Linked DNA regions of Mus musculus: regions 1 and 2 are each linked to region 3. The links are chromatin contacts, found by Hi-C or POLR2A ChIA-PET in ENCODE. All regions are on one chromosome and are shown on one strand. The core of a region is the stretch at or near the end of the contact, and the rest is flanking DNA. Distances in the headings are between cores, read along the strand shown. Region 1 holds the start of Rcc2 (regulator of chromosome condensation 2). Region 2 overlaps Gm13025 (a long non-coding RNA gene). Region 3 holds the start of Padi2 (peptidyl arginine deiminase, type II).

Region 1 (4,440 bases), core at 986-3,485, 200 kb after region 3:
TTCTCTATATAACCCGACCATTTTGGTCCCCTCTTTTACTCGGGCGGCTCCTGCACCTGGTTCCTATCCTCACTCCCCCCAAGGGTCAGACTTCTCTGATGTCCCTGCCTGTGTCTCTGTTTAATCCACAATAAATGCCTTCCCTCTGCCACCCCTACGAGCAGTCATTGTCTTACTGATTTTTTTTTTCCTACTCACAAAATAATCCAACTCCACATGGCTTTCCTAAACTTCAGGACAACCCGATGCAGCAGAGAAAAGACCCTATCATGCCCAACTTCTTAGCCTTGTCCAAACCCACTAGGCAATAAATAGAGCAGCTTGTGAGTTACCCTTCCAATACTCTGGCTAAGACCGGTCTACCTGGCGAGCCTACCTCATGCAGGGCCCCTCTGCATGCCTAGCGGGAACCTTTCTTCTACTGCAAGATGGTTAGGACTCTTCTACCCCTCTTAGTGTGCCCTTGCCACCTTTTGCAGAACACCCTTGGGAACATGGGCAACACTCTCCCGAGGGTCAAGCTCCATCTCTTTCTTAGAGTTAACAGAGAACGTGATCTCCGGGACACAGAGGCGGAGGGGGTAGAGGGGTGTATCACCGAAAACTTGCTTTTACAAAGTTCTGGCGGAGACTCAAGCGGACCCTGGGCCCGGCTCTGCGGGGCTTCCTCTCCACCACCACCCCCGCCCCCGCGAAAGCTCAAGTTCCACGGCCCAGACCGGAGCCTCAGGGGAGCACCGACCCCACTGGCCCCCACGCCGCGAGGACCCGAGGCAGACAAAGCCCAGCGCCGCTCCGCGGGGGGTCGCGGGTGGGAGGGGAGCCCCGGGGTGGGGAGGGCCTCCGAGGAGCATGCGCGCTCACGGCCGCGCCGCGCGGGCCCCCACCATGCCCCGCGCGCACCGGCCGGGCCGACCGCGCCGGGCTAACACGGAGCATGCGCGCCGCGCGCCAGGCCCCGCCCCCCCGGGGCGCCCGAGCCGCAGCGGCGGGAACCTCAAAGCCCCGGCGCGAGCCGGCTGCTCCCCGCGGACTGCCCTCCCCCCTCGGGGGGAGGAAGAGACGCGGGGGTGGGGGGGAGGAGGGGGGTGGACGCACGGGGGGGAAGGAGGGACTGACAGCCCCCGCGTGGCCGCGCACACCCGGTCCCCCCCCTCCCCCGGCCCGGGACTGGCTCCCCGGAGTTCCCCCGCGCGGCGTGGGGGAGGGGCGGGGCGTGACCCCACGGCGCCCCTCCCCCCCAAAACCGCCAACCGCCCCCGCCCCACTCACGACGCGCTCCTTCGTGTGCTCGGGCTCCGTGATGATCGCGGCCGCGCCGGCCGCCTTGCCCGCCGTCGCCGGCCTGGCTGTGCGCTTGCCGCCGCCGGGGGCCCCGTCCAGCTCCGGGCCGTCCTCGTCGCCGCTGCTGCCGCCGCCGCTGCTGCTGCTGCAGCGCTCGGGCCGCTCGCGCTTCCTGCCCGCGGGGCCGCCGCGTCGCCGGGGCCCCGCGCGCGCCGTGCCGTTGCCCGAACTCGGCTCCTCCCAGGCCGCCCCCTTCTTCCTGGGCATGGTCGCCGGGCTGCGGGAGACACACGGGGCGCACAATGCACACGGGGCGGGCTGCGGGGCGGGGGAGGGGACGCGCGGCGCGGCGTGGGCCGCCCCACCTGCTGCTCCCTCGCCCCTCCCCACGCCGCGCGCCACGCGGGGACCCCCCCCTGTACCCCGGCCGGGCCCCAAGCACCTGCGAGCACGCGCGAAAAGAGGAACTTTCGTGGGGCCCCAGCCCGGCCCCCGCGGCCCGGCGCTCGCCCCGTCTGCTTTTTTTTTTTTTTTTTTTTTTTATTGATTTTGAACAATGGGATCTCTGTCTGTCTCCGATTAAACCACGTGGATCCGCCTTCCTTCCCCTTCTTATTCATTCCGTCCCCCAACCCCCCCTTCCCCAGCGTCTTTTTTTTTTTTTTTAACCTTTCTCGGGGGGGAAGGGGGAGGGAGAGGAGAAAAAAAAAGAGGAAAAAAAAAAAACTTTCCCAGACCCTGCAAACTGGTCCCAGACGGTTTCCAGCCCCTACCTGGTTGGAGTGATGAGAAACGAGGAGGGAAGCGACTGAAAGACGGGGTCGAAGGCTTCTTCTCTCCCCGGCCGGGACGAGGGCTCCAGCCCACTCACCAGATACACTTAAAATGTAAATACGAGCTTCCAGAACAAATGCTACAACACAAAACAGAAACACATGTGCGGCCGGGCGGCAAGCGAGCGCGCGCGCGGCGGGCGGCGAGGGGCCCCGGGTGCGCGCGCCCCCTACCGGCCGGAGGACCCCACCGCCCAGCCGGGCCGCCCACCCGAGCCTGCGTCCCGGACGCCCGGCGCCACGCCGCAGGCCCCGCTGGGCCCCGCCGCTTGCGCGCTCCGCACGCCCTTGCACGCAGCGCGGCCTGCGCGTCACAAGGCGTCTTCGGGGCTCGGGAGAGTGTCAGATTCTCTTGTTTTTTCCCCCTGAGCGTCTAGACAGGTCACCTGAGGACACTCGCTGGAAAATAGTTGCTTTGCTCACGCAGCAGCCAGCGAGGGACGTGCCCTAATTGAGTGATGGGAATGAAAAATGAACACAATTTGAGTAACTTTCTCCTGTGCAGACTCAGGGTAGATTTGATACGTCGTGGATGCGTCCAGAGTGTGCAGCCGGGTGCTGTTAGAATGATCAAGTTACATAAAGGTTTGGTGTAGTATGAAATTAGTAATTAGCTGGGGGACGTACTATGAAATTAGTAATTAGCATAGGTGGACTTGAAAGTACTTGTGATGGGAATTTTCTTCATTTTAAAAACGTATTTACCGCGCCTCAGTACAAGCAAGACTAGATGCAAAGGTGCTAGAAGCTTAGAATACAGACCTGGAGAACAAGATCTCTGCCCAGTTGGAAGGCGAAGTAAGAGGAAAGATTAAGAAATTACTGAAAGCATGGTACTTACCGGGTTCCAGGATCAAGGAAGGCGTTCCCTGGGAGAGCTGAGTTTTAAAATTGTAAAGAATCTGACCTGGCAGAAGTGGGAGAGGAAACCTTTCCCCTACCCCGTGGGACAGTGCAGGGTCTAGGAATCCGGGAAGAGAAGTGGCCAGAGGTGCTGGGGTCAAGGCTGAGGAGTCGACAGGGCCCCCCTCACAGGACCCGACAAGCCACGTGCACGATCGGCTTGGTTGGAACTAGGGGAAGGTTTGCATCTCAGTGTCACTTTCTCTTCTGACAAATGTTTTTCTTTGGGGTTTTGTTTCCGTCTCATGTAGCCCAGGCTGGCCTGAAACTGACCGTGTAGCCCAGGCTGACATTGAACCTGATCCTCCTACTTCTCTCTCTCTCTCTCGAGCGCCCGAGTTAACACTGAAAGTTTCTTTTTTGGCAACTTCCTTGGTTGACTAGAGAGAGTTTCTAGGGTCTTTGCAGTTCGTTCTTAATTACATCAAGAAGCGGGATGGGGGCGGGGGGAGGGTGCACAGGACCAAACGTTTGAAGGCAGGCGGAGAATCCTGGAGAACCAAATCTAAGTTATTTGATCAAAGTCACCAGCCTGGGTGGAAGCACTTATGTAAAACAACTCAGAAAATGAGCACCAACTGGTGCGTTTCAGGGATATTAGAAGCACCGTCTGAAAGCCTCTTAATAGACCTGGCATTCGAAAAGATTGAAGAGATTAAGCCGTGATGCTTTGATATAAAACATTAGAACCAACTAGAAAAGAATTCTGCCTAAGTGTGCCGTCAGGTCCGGGTTTCAGGAAATGGCACGCCGGAGCTTGTCCGGGGGTGGTGGCTGGTTGGGCGGTTATCCTCCCGACAACACCCTGTGTGGCCAATTAGAAACGCTGAGGGTGCCTTTAAAAGGTTTTTAGGCAGCGAGTCTCTCTCTCTTTCTCCTGCCCCATTATACGGCTTTCTGCCGGCGTAAAAGGCACATGCGTCAGAACCGCTGATGCAACCCGACGCTAATATCACGTTGCATCATCTGACCCAAGGTGTGGTGCTTCCAAAACTGGTTTTTCCTGAGGCTGTGCTAAGGAAGAAGAGCACTCAGAGGATAACACCCACTAACCAGCCCTCCTCGTCGGATGGGAAAAGTGTTCTCTGCCACTCCATGCCTCACTATTTCAGACCCAGGGAAAGCCCGAGTGATGCCCCTGGTTGAGATGGGGGTGCGGGCGCACACACGAAAAGGCGAACATGTAGGCTGCTGTTCACCTTATGTAACCAATGTGACAGAGTGAGGTGCACCTACGGGCCATGCAGGGAGTGCTCCCTCCAACATACACTTGTGCTTGGGCTTTTTACTTCATTTTAATTGAGCGTCTGCTCGGGACAGAAGAAAGAAGAGAAGAGAGAGCAAATTCTATCTGAGCACAAATGCCCGGCTTCCGTTTGTACATGGAAATATGGGCCATCTTACTGTTAGTCTCCTCTGC
Region 2 (5,051 bases), core at 132-2,631, 220 kb after region 3:
GATCCACCTCTTGTATGACCTGACATCCTCTTGACTTTTAGAAGACATTCTTGACACACAAGGATGCAGCTTCCATCAACCCTTAAGCTAAGACTTTGATTCGATAGGTTTTTGAAAGCAGGGAGCTGTGCTTGCCTGCAGCCTTCAGGAAGCCAATGCTTCGGCCTGGCACTTTATAAAGCAGGAATCGACACACACACCTGCAATCTCATCTTGGAAGGTGGAGGCAGGAGGATCAGAAATTCTACAGCATCTTTGGTCACACGGAGCGTGTAAGGCTAGTCTGGATTATGTCTCAAAACCAGGGAACCAGTCATGGTTGCCCGGGACTTTAATCCGGGCACTCAGAGGCAGGTGGATTTCTGTGAGTTCAGCTCAGCATTTCCTTCAGCTGCTATGGTTTGTCTACCTGAAGGCACGGCCAATGCATTCTAGTTTTGCTTTGGGACAGGGTTTCATGTATCTCAGGCTGGTTTAGAACTCACGACCCAGGTGAGGGTGACCTTGAACTGATCCTTCGGTTTTCTGAGCAATAGCATGGCAGGCACGCCCACATGCAGTGCTGGGGACTGAACCTCTGGCTTTGTGTACTAGGTGAGCGGTTGAGCCACATCCCACTCCCCCATCCCCCACCCCCTCTATAATGTGCAATGATTCACGACTTGCCTTTTGTCCTGTGACTATACAGGCCAACGTCACCTTCCCAAGTGTCATTTCCCAGTCCTTTGCACTAACTTGAACTTGAACCTACTACTGGTCCAGAGAATGGAATCTGTGGCTCGGGGTGGGGTGGAGGCGGGTCATTCACTTTCCCTAAGGGCCATTCCTAGGACAGTGGGGTCCTGGGAAGAGACAGGCAGAAGGAATTACTGAGATACTATGGTCTCCTCCCAGAAGCCCTGTCCCTAGTGGGGAAGCCCATTTATTGCAGCCACTTAATCTGGTAAATTTGTTTATTTAGCAAGCGTAAGTTTATCCTTTCTCCTATCTCTTTTTTAAGCCAGGTTTTGGGGGTTCCCTCTGACATTCCGGCCTTCCTTACACTTTCTCCAAAGCCTCCCTTGGCACCATGTGGCCGCTTGCTAGCCACGTGTCTGACTTCCGTCCCAGCTTAAATGGCATGGTCCCAGTTCCCTTTCTGTGCTCTCCTCCTCTGGGCAGCTGCGGAGGTTTACAGCCTGCCCGCCCTGGGGGTTTTCTTTTAGACTCTAATAAAATTGTCCTTGTGTCTCCAATTGAGTTCATTCTTAAATCCGTTTATTAATGAAGCTAGGAACCCCAGGAGGGACCCCCTCAGTTTCCCCAGATCAGTTTGGGCAGAGCTGCTGTTTGACATGAGCAACCGCAGCTGGCTCAGCGCTAGCCCCGGGGGGGGGGGCCCCCACCTCACAGATGTCAGCAGTTCCTCCTTCCTTTCAGCTGGAAAACCCGAAAATATCTCCTGACATTGACAGATGTTCTGTGGGGGGCAATCACAGCCCCCCTCCCTTCCTGATGGAGAACCACGAAACGGCTGGAAAAAATGACCTTCCACTGTGGTACAGGAGCTGGCGCTCCGGCTGGGGCCCCTCTGGGGGTCAGAACCAGATGTTCTGCTTTGATCCTGACAATCTAACAGACTGTGTGGCCATGTGTTTCCTATCTGCTGGGGGCCCAGAGACCTCATTGTTCTGGGGCGGGGCCTGAAGTCTGTGGGAATTACCAGGCTCCCTGTGGGACGGTAGAGGGAAGAACATGTCAGTGATGTCTTGGTTAATGAAGAAACATGCCATTCTGTGAAAGGGGAAAAAAAAGAGAGAGAGAGACAAGTTGGTATTAGGGGTGCGTGCCGGTGGTGGTCCCTCCTCTTGGGAGGTGGAGGCAGGGGGATTTCAAGTTGAAGACTAGCCTGGGCTACCTATTGAGACCTTGACTCAAATAAGTAGGTAAATCAGCAAGGTGTTAGTGAGCTCAGCAGTCAGGGACAAGGACACGCACTGCTGCTGTCCCTGGGGGGTGGGGGTGGGGTAGCTCACAATGATCTGATCTGTGCAGCCAGATCCAGGGAGTTGACACGTCTGGCCTCTGTGGGGACATGCACGGACTAAAGCGTCTGCCTCCTGCTCGAGATCTGATTCTAGGCACCCACGGAGGAGCCCGCTGAGCCTTTAGGCTTAGCATTGGAGAGACAAGAGACTGGGGATCCCTGGAGCTCCCTGAAGAGATGGACTCTGTGTTCAGTGAGAGAACGTGTCTCAAAAAGTAAGAGGAGGGGCTGGTGAGATGGCTCAGTGGGTAAGAGCACCCGACTGCTCTTCCAAAGGTCCAGAGTTCAAATCCCAGCAACCACATGGTGGCTCACAACCATCTGTAATGAGATCTGACTCCCTCTTCTGGAATGTCTGAAGACAGCTACAGTGTACTTACATATAATAAATAAATATAATAATAATAATACAAAAAGTAAGAGGAGAGGTTGGAGGTAGGGGGGTGGCTCAGTGGGTAAAGTGCTTACCAAGGAAACATGAAGACCAGAGTTCTCATCTCCGAACATCACCCACACAGATGCTGGGCAGGTGGGATGGCTGGCCTGTCATCCCAGCTCTTGGGAGACAGAGACATCTAGTTAGAGTATTGGGATTGGTGAGCTTGGGGCTCCAGTGGGTGGCCTTGCCTTGATATAAGTTGGGGGATGATTAAAAAAGACACCTGAAGCTGGGCGTGGTGCACGCCTTTAATCCCAGCACTCCGGAGGCAGAGGCAGGCGGATTTCTTTCTGAGTTCGAGGCCAGCCTGATCTACAGAGTGAGTTCCAGGACAACCAGGGCTATATAGAGAAACCCTGTTTTGAAAAACCAAAAAAGAGAGAGAGAGAGAGAGAGAGAGAGAGAGAGAAAGACACCTGACATTAGTTTACACACATATGCATGTGCACACACTCACACATATGAATAGGAAGAAAGACACACATGCATACCGTACCCTAAATGAGGCAGAGAGTCAATGAGGAAGACGCCTGATGATGTCCGCTTCTAACCTGCACGGGTACACACTTGCACATGCATGAACACGGCTGGATCTTGCCAGGTGTAGAATTCTGTGTGACCTCAGGCAAGCTCCTTGACCTCTCCAGGCTGTGAAGATTCAGTGCCACAGATTGGGAAGGTGGCCAGAGCTTCTGTGGCCTACAACTGGTCCAGCCCTAGGAACGGTGTCTGTCTTCTCACTCTTTTTTTGTTTGTTTGTTTTTTTGTTTTTTTGGTTCTTTTCGTTTTTTTCGAGACAGGGTTTCTCTGTGTCACCCTGGCTGTCCTGGAACTCACTCTGTAGACCAGGCTGGCCTCGAACTCAGAAATCCACCTGCCTCTGCCTCCCAAGTGCTGGGATTAAAGGCGTGTGCCACCACTCCTGGCCTGTCTTCACTTTTGTGATAGATGCCCAGCTGGATTGTTGCAGAAATCTCCTAAGGGCTTTCTGGGAAAGCGAGGTTCCAGGGTTGTGCCACATAGTCTTGTTATTTTGAATTGCTAAAGACCATCTTTGTCTACATCTAGAAAGCACGCAATCAAAACATTGGGAGAAACTTTGGGGCGGGCGGTTCCTTTAATGGCCTTTTCTTTTTGGTTGACTTGCTTCAGATATTCTTAAAAAGTTTGATTTTTATGTGTGTGTGTGTGTGTGTGTATATGTGTGTGTGTGTGTGTGTGTGTGTGTGTGTAGTTTTGTCTGTTTTTTGAGGCAGGGTTTATGTGTAGCCCTGGCTGTCCTGGAACTCAATCTCTAGAGCAGGCTGTCCTCAAGCTCACAGAGATCCGCCTGTCTCTGCTTCCCCAAGGACTGGGATTAAAGATGTGTGCCACCAAGGCTGGCTATTAAAATAAATGTTAAAAAAACAAAAACCTGCCGGGCGTGGTGACGCACGCCTTTGAGAATCCCAGCACTTGGGAGGCAGAGGCAGGCGGATTTCTGAGTTCAAGGCCAGCCTGGTCTACAAAGTGAGTTCCTGGACAGCCAGGGCTACACAGAGAAACCCTGCCTTGAAAAACCAAAAAAAAAAAAAAAAAAAAAAAAAAAAAAAAAGAAAAGAGAAACCAAAACAACAACAACAACAAAACCAGTGAGATTAAATAAATACCCATGAAGAGGAAGAAGAAGGCTTAAGAGATGTTAAGTAAAAATGGCAGGTCCTGGAGAAGTAGGTCTGTGGTTAAGGGCACTTATTCTTCCAGAGCACTCCCGTTCATTCCCAACACCCACATGGTAGCTCACAACCATCTGTAACTCCAGTCTCAGGGGATCTGATGCCCTCATCTGGCTTCCTTGGGCACCAGGCATAGATATGGTATACAGCCATACATGCAGGCAAAATGCCTGTATACATAAAAATCAAAATAAAGAAGTAAAAATTACAGCGGTCTGTTGACTTGGACTAATCAAACGGCCGCCAAGTGGCCAGGCTAAAGATGGACTCTATTCCACTCCTCTCAAGTGAGCTCTTTCCTGGCCTGGATGTGCAGGAGAAATGTTTTCTAGCTAAATTCTCAGGCAGGCGATCACACTGACAGCTAAAGACACTCCTTCCTTCATGATCACGTCAGAGTCCCCTGGAATTCCAAGCATATTGTTTCCCTTTTTATAGACGTGGCTTTGACAGTCTAACACACCAGAGCACCTACTATGTGCGTTGGAATCCTAGAATAATTCCACAAAACGATTTTATAACATCTAAAGACCTTTAATAAAGGCTGCTAAGCCAGGGCTGGGCTGAGGCACAGTGGTGGCTTGGTTTGCTTAGCGCTTGAAGACCTGGACTCCCCCACACCATTAAAGGCAGGAAGCAGGACTGGAGATGTAGTTTAGCTGGTCGAGTGTCTGCTGTTGAAGCATGAAGCCCCAGCGCCCTACAAACTAGGCATGGAGGTGCACCCTGCCACCCCAGCCTGGGAAGTGGAGAGAGGAAGTTCAAGGTCATTTTCAGCTACTGTGTGTGTGTGTGTGTGTGTGTGTGTGTGTGTGTGTGTACTGTACATGCTTGCCTGTTGGATTCTGGGACTGGGTTTACAGGTGGTTGT
Region 3 (4,532 bases), core at 1,679-4,178:
CCACTCATTACGTTATACTCTACAGAACAGTCCCTTCAGCAAAGAATTACCTAGAGAGATACTGGGTCTCTGGTCCAGACATGTGCTATCCGGGACAGTGGCCATCAACATAGGTGACTGTGGGACCCTTGCAGAGCAACCAGCAGCTCACTATCACTCCAGATGAACTTTAAGGATCACAAAGCGTCACAGGCGAAGATCAGCAGCTTTCTCATGAACTATCTTCCATGATCACGTATTCCAACGACGGCACTTTGGATACATTGGGCTTAACAAACTATTGCATGAGCATTAAAGTAATTCCATCTCTCTAACGTGTGTGTGTGTGTGTGTGTGCTTTATGTGTGTGCATGTGTTGCAGGTGGGTGTGATAAGTAGACATGGATGCCAGGGGAAGATGCTGGGTGTCCTATGCTGATACTCTCTGCCAGGGGCTCTCACTGACCCTGGAACCGAGCTGATAAGCCCCCAGCGACCTTCTGTCTCTGCTCCCCACAGAGCACAGGAGCACACAGCCACACCTAGCTTTTTACATGGGAACCTGAGGGTCAAGCTGAGATCCTCACGCTAACAGCGACACATTTACCCTCTAAGTCACTTCTCCAGGTCCACCTTTTCTTTTCTTTTGGTTGTTCTGAGACAGGCAGGGTCTTATTAGGTAGCCCTGTCTGGCCGGGAGGTTGCCGTGGCCTCAAGCTCACAGGGCTCCATCCGTGGACATCCTCTGCCTCTCAGGTGCTGGGTTCAAGGCATGCACCACACACCCAGCTTCCAGTACTAATTACAAGAAATAACTTTTATGAGTGTTTCTTAGAGGTGGGGTGGGAGACAAGGTCTCTCTGTGTAGCCTTGGCTGTCCTGGAACTCACTATGTAGACCAGACTAGTCTTGAATAATACAGCGATCCTCCTGCCTCTGCCTCCCATCCCAGTGCTGGGATTACGGGCTGTTTTTTCTCCTTTTTGAGGTACACATGCATGTGTTGGGGGTATACTGAGACAGGGTCATGCTGTGCGGCCCCAGCTGAGCTGGAACTCACTATGTAGTATGAATGAGCCTTCGGCTTGTGGTCCTCGGACCACAGCTTCTGGTGTGTAGGGATTGCAGGTGTGTACCACCACGTCTGGTTAACTTATTTTTTTAAAGGTAGACTATTACAACATTTGCAATGACAACGGTGGCCTGCGTACAGCTTCCTCTGGGCAGGTTATGGTCTAGGTTGTGCTGACTCTTGGTGTTGGGGAACTCTCTGTGAACTGAGTCCTGGCTGAGGCTAGTGGACACCTGTCCCCTTGCCCTCCACTGTGCTGGGCCTCTCTCTGCTTAGGTGGAGCAAGGACAAGGACTTAGGCACAGACCCCCTTTCTTCCTTAGCCCCCAGCAGAGGCAGCATGCCAGTCTTTCAGAGAGTCCCCACAGTGCCCCGGCAGGCAAGCTGACAGGCATGGTGACAACTGTGGCTTAGGGCCCAGGATCCTGGCTTACCCCTTGGCAATGCCCAGTTCAGAGCAGGGAGTGGGGAGAGATGGGCACCCTCCCAGGCCACTGGCGCCTAGACCACACCCCACCCCTGTGTTATAATCCTGCTTTGGGGTCTATATGAAGGCCCACTGAAGTCCAGGCCCAGGTGAAGTGGAGGCTGGGGCTGAGGCTTAAGGGCTAAAGGAGCAGAGAGGGGCCCCGTCTTAGGCTTGCTGAGACCAGCGGGAACCGGGGCCTCCTGTGAAGTGGCCGAGCAGTGGGAAGGAGCTGGAGAGCGGGCAGAAGAGCATGAGGGGGTGCTTAGGTGGGCTTTGGGAGGCTCGGGAGAGTCAGGCGCTTTAGTGTCAGAATGGTCTGGGAACACGGCCCATAGAGGATGTACAGGCACAGAATCTGGCATGCCCCTCCCTCCAGCATGAAGCCCTTCCTCCCTCGCAAGGCAGAACACTGAGAGTGCTCGGAGCAGATGGTGGCTTCAGTGTGGCCTCTCAGGCTGCTCAGACTACTCCTTCCCCATAGCACCTTTCCTAGGTCCCACACTATACCCTATCAGTTTCTCTGGGTTTGTGGGACACACTCTGCGAGATTCCTTCAGCCTTCTGTCTCAGGTACCCTGACCCCCATCGAGCGAGCGTGTGGGCAGAGAAAATGGGGAAGAAACGGGCCCTGGCTCCCAGGGCCATAGCGGGTGGAAAGTGACCCCTCTCTGATCTCAGGGTGAAGTCAGGAAAGGTATTTGGGGACACAGCTCACAGCCAGTGCCCCGGGACAGGCAACCACCAGCAACCCCCCGGAGGGTGAAATCGGATAAGTACCAGGCCAGATTCCACGTGGGCAGTTCCCCTTTGGACAAGTCAGTCCCCAGCACATCCCAGGCTGTTTCTGCTTGCAGGGGTAGGCAGTCCACTGGTGGAGGAGGCTGGGCTGGGGTGAAAGGTCAGCCAAGAAGGAATGGGGGAGTGAAAGGGGCGTGTTACAGAGAGCCCATGTGTGTTAAAGTCACCCAGGAGAGGGGCTGGAAAGACCAGTCATGAGAAGGCTAGATTTAGGGAGTAGTCTCAGAGAGGAGGCTGTGACAGGGGCTGTAACTGTGTGTCTTAGAGGGGCCTCAGGATTGCATGGAAGTGGATCCTGGCCTGGACTCTCTCTGGATTTCTGAGGATCTCGAATTGAGGGGCAACCTGGATACTGGAGCCAGGTCCAGGGTCTCAAGATTTGTGAAGGGTAGGTGAGAGGGTAACTCTCTCTCGGCTCACCTGTAGACATCGGTCCAGAGCTGCGTGCCCAGCACGTACACCGCCTCCACGCGGCTCCCATACTGCAGCCGCACGGTCCGTTCCCGCAGCATATTTTCCCGTATAGGCGGCTGCATTCCGTGCTGCTCCCAGGAATAAGCACCTGCTGCAGGTAAGCCCTCCGCTGCTGCGCCTGCGCTCGCTGCCGAGCAGCCGGCGGCCTTAAGCAGCAGCCGGGGGCGGGGCGTGGGCGGGGCTTCCCGCCGGACTCCTCTTGGATTGGATCTGCAAACCCGTCCGTCAAGCCTGGCCCCGCCCTCCAAGCCCCTCTGCCCGCAAGTTGTCAATTCCTGTTTTCCGTGTTTGGCTTGTTCATTCTTTTATTCAGTAAATTCCCCTTTCTGGACGCTCCCCCTCACCTCCAGCTCCGAGGGGCAGAAAGTGCGAGCAGGAGTAGCCGAAGGGACAGGGCAGGAGTGAATAGGTGGCAACCAAAGCCAGTCTGGGGCCGGAGAATGCTTCTCAGAGGAAACCCTGAGGCTTCTTAAAGATCTTGGCAACACCAGGGGGTGGAGAGGAGCCTCCTGAACACCTTCTGGAAGCTGGACACCCCCCATATTAGATCCACATTGCCATGAGAAATAGGGAGTGGGGTGGAGTGGGGGGAACTGTGGCCCTGGCAGGGACCAGAATGCTAAGCCCAGGCATGAGAGCGACAGCATGAGCCTGGAATGGGGCTATCTGGGAGTGCATTCTGGCTGCCCCAGACAGCGTTGAGCATACTGAGCTGGAGCCAGTAGTGAAGACCCCGGATGGGGCGTGAGAGGACTGGCGAGGAGAGGACTGATCTGTGTGGTGTTTATGGATGGAGATTTGGGTGGCTCCCGGTGGCTGGGAGGATGTGCCTGGTTGAAGGACAATGGGCTGACGGGGCAGAGGATTAGGGCTCCAGCCTGCGACACCAAAAGACGTGCCAAGGTAGAGGTCAATGTATGGTCCTGAAGGCCAAGGTGCACCGTGACATCTAGTGGCAGGGTGGGGTCTGAAGCACTCTGAACCCCACCCTCAGGCCCTTTCTTTCTGAACTCAACCCTGGGGCTATGCAATTTGAGGAAGTGGCTTTTTCGTTAAGGGAATGGAGACTGAAGGGCGGGTGGAGGGGTGAATGTTGGAGAGGGAGGGGGACTGAAGGGAGCCCCAGCAAAGGGCACACTGAATTAAACGCATTGCTCATAGGTATGCCCAGGCACGCCCAGCGGCCCTCGACTCCATCCTTCTCCTCCAGATGCCCAAATTAGGAGATGGTAAAGACCCCAGCTGTTCCTGGGTATCAGGGATCTAGGAGGAATGTGGGTGGAGAAGCAGAGAGCCAGAATCTCAGCCAGAGGGGTCACTGTCTCCTGAAAGGCTTGGGGTTCAGATCCTGGGAGAAGCTGCTAACTTCTGATTGGTCCCTGGGAGAGCGTTCTCCAATCAGGAGGCAGCTTGTGGGAAAGAATCCAAGAGGCACCAGACTGGGAACCCCTGCCCTGCTAAGGTGGGCTCGGGTCTGAGGACCCCTCTGCAGGCAAGCAAGAGTTCCCACCTCCAACACGGGCAGAACGGTCCTGTATGTCACTCACTCCTTCCATGTCTCCTGTCAAGCAAGTGAGTCCCAGCAGAGCCAGGGTTGTGCGATCAGGCAAAGGCTGTGGTTACCCAGCTGGGCAGAAACGACGGCGGTGTGTGGTGCACTCATTAGTTACGTGGTTTCTGTGCCCCACACTGCCCCCAAATGATACTTCCCAAAGCATTAGAATTAAATTATTTTATCTT

What was found. A loop is a pair of places that touch in the nucleus more often than their neighbours do. ChIA-PET counts read pairs that join two places held with the same protein, here RNA polymerase II (POLR2A).
Region 1: a map of v-Abl transformed pro-B cells shows a loop between it and region 3 (2.1-fold over the local background). The contact joins the promoter of Rcc2 here to the promoter of Padi2 in region 3. A Hi-C loop is called at or near these places in 1 of 37 maps with a recorded cell type or tissue (v-Abl transformed pro-B cells). POLR2A ChIA-PET finds 5 or more read pairs at or near these places in 1 of 5 experiments (embryonic stem cell).
Region 2: a loop to region 3 is called in a map of heart, with 4 times the contacts of the local background. The contact joins the enhancer-like site here to the promoter of Padi2 in region 3. A Hi-C loop is called at or near these places in 6 of 37 maps with a recorded cell type or tissue (heart and left cerebral cortex). POLR2A ChIA-PET finds 5 or more read pairs at or near these places in 2 of 5 experiments (Patski and embryonic stem cell).

What each region holds. Positions count from the first base shown.
Region 1 is chr4:140,699,268-140,703,707 of GRCm38, reverse strand. Rcc2 (regulator of chromosome condensation 2) reads right to left here and starts at 2,235. Exons shown (of 13, transcript NM_173867.5): 1 at 2,058-2,235; 2 at 1,273-1,561. The coding sequence starts at 1,551.
Region 2 is chr4:140,680,806-140,685,856 of GRCm38, reverse strand. Gm13025 (a long non-coding RNA gene) reads right to left here. Exons shown (of 3, transcript XR_001784551.2): 2 at 2,962-3,113; 3 at 1-1,773. Among named protein-coding and RNA genes, the nearest start is that of Gm13025, 3.6 kb to the right of the region's middle. Within about 2 kb of position 1,381, at least 1 of the 3 ENCODE cell types and tissues checked has a DNase peak (open chromatin) inside an H3K27ac peak, as active enhancers do; it is heart, where a contact is called at or near this core.
Region 3 is chr4:140,904,756-140,909,287 of GRCm38, reverse strand. Padi2 (peptidyl arginine deiminase, type II) reads right to left here and starts at 2,928. Exons shown (of 16, transcript NM_008812.2): 1 at 2,739-2,928. The coding sequence starts at 2,854. Gm46719 (a long non-coding RNA gene) reads left to right here. Exons shown (of 2, transcript XR_001784481.2): 2 at 26-314.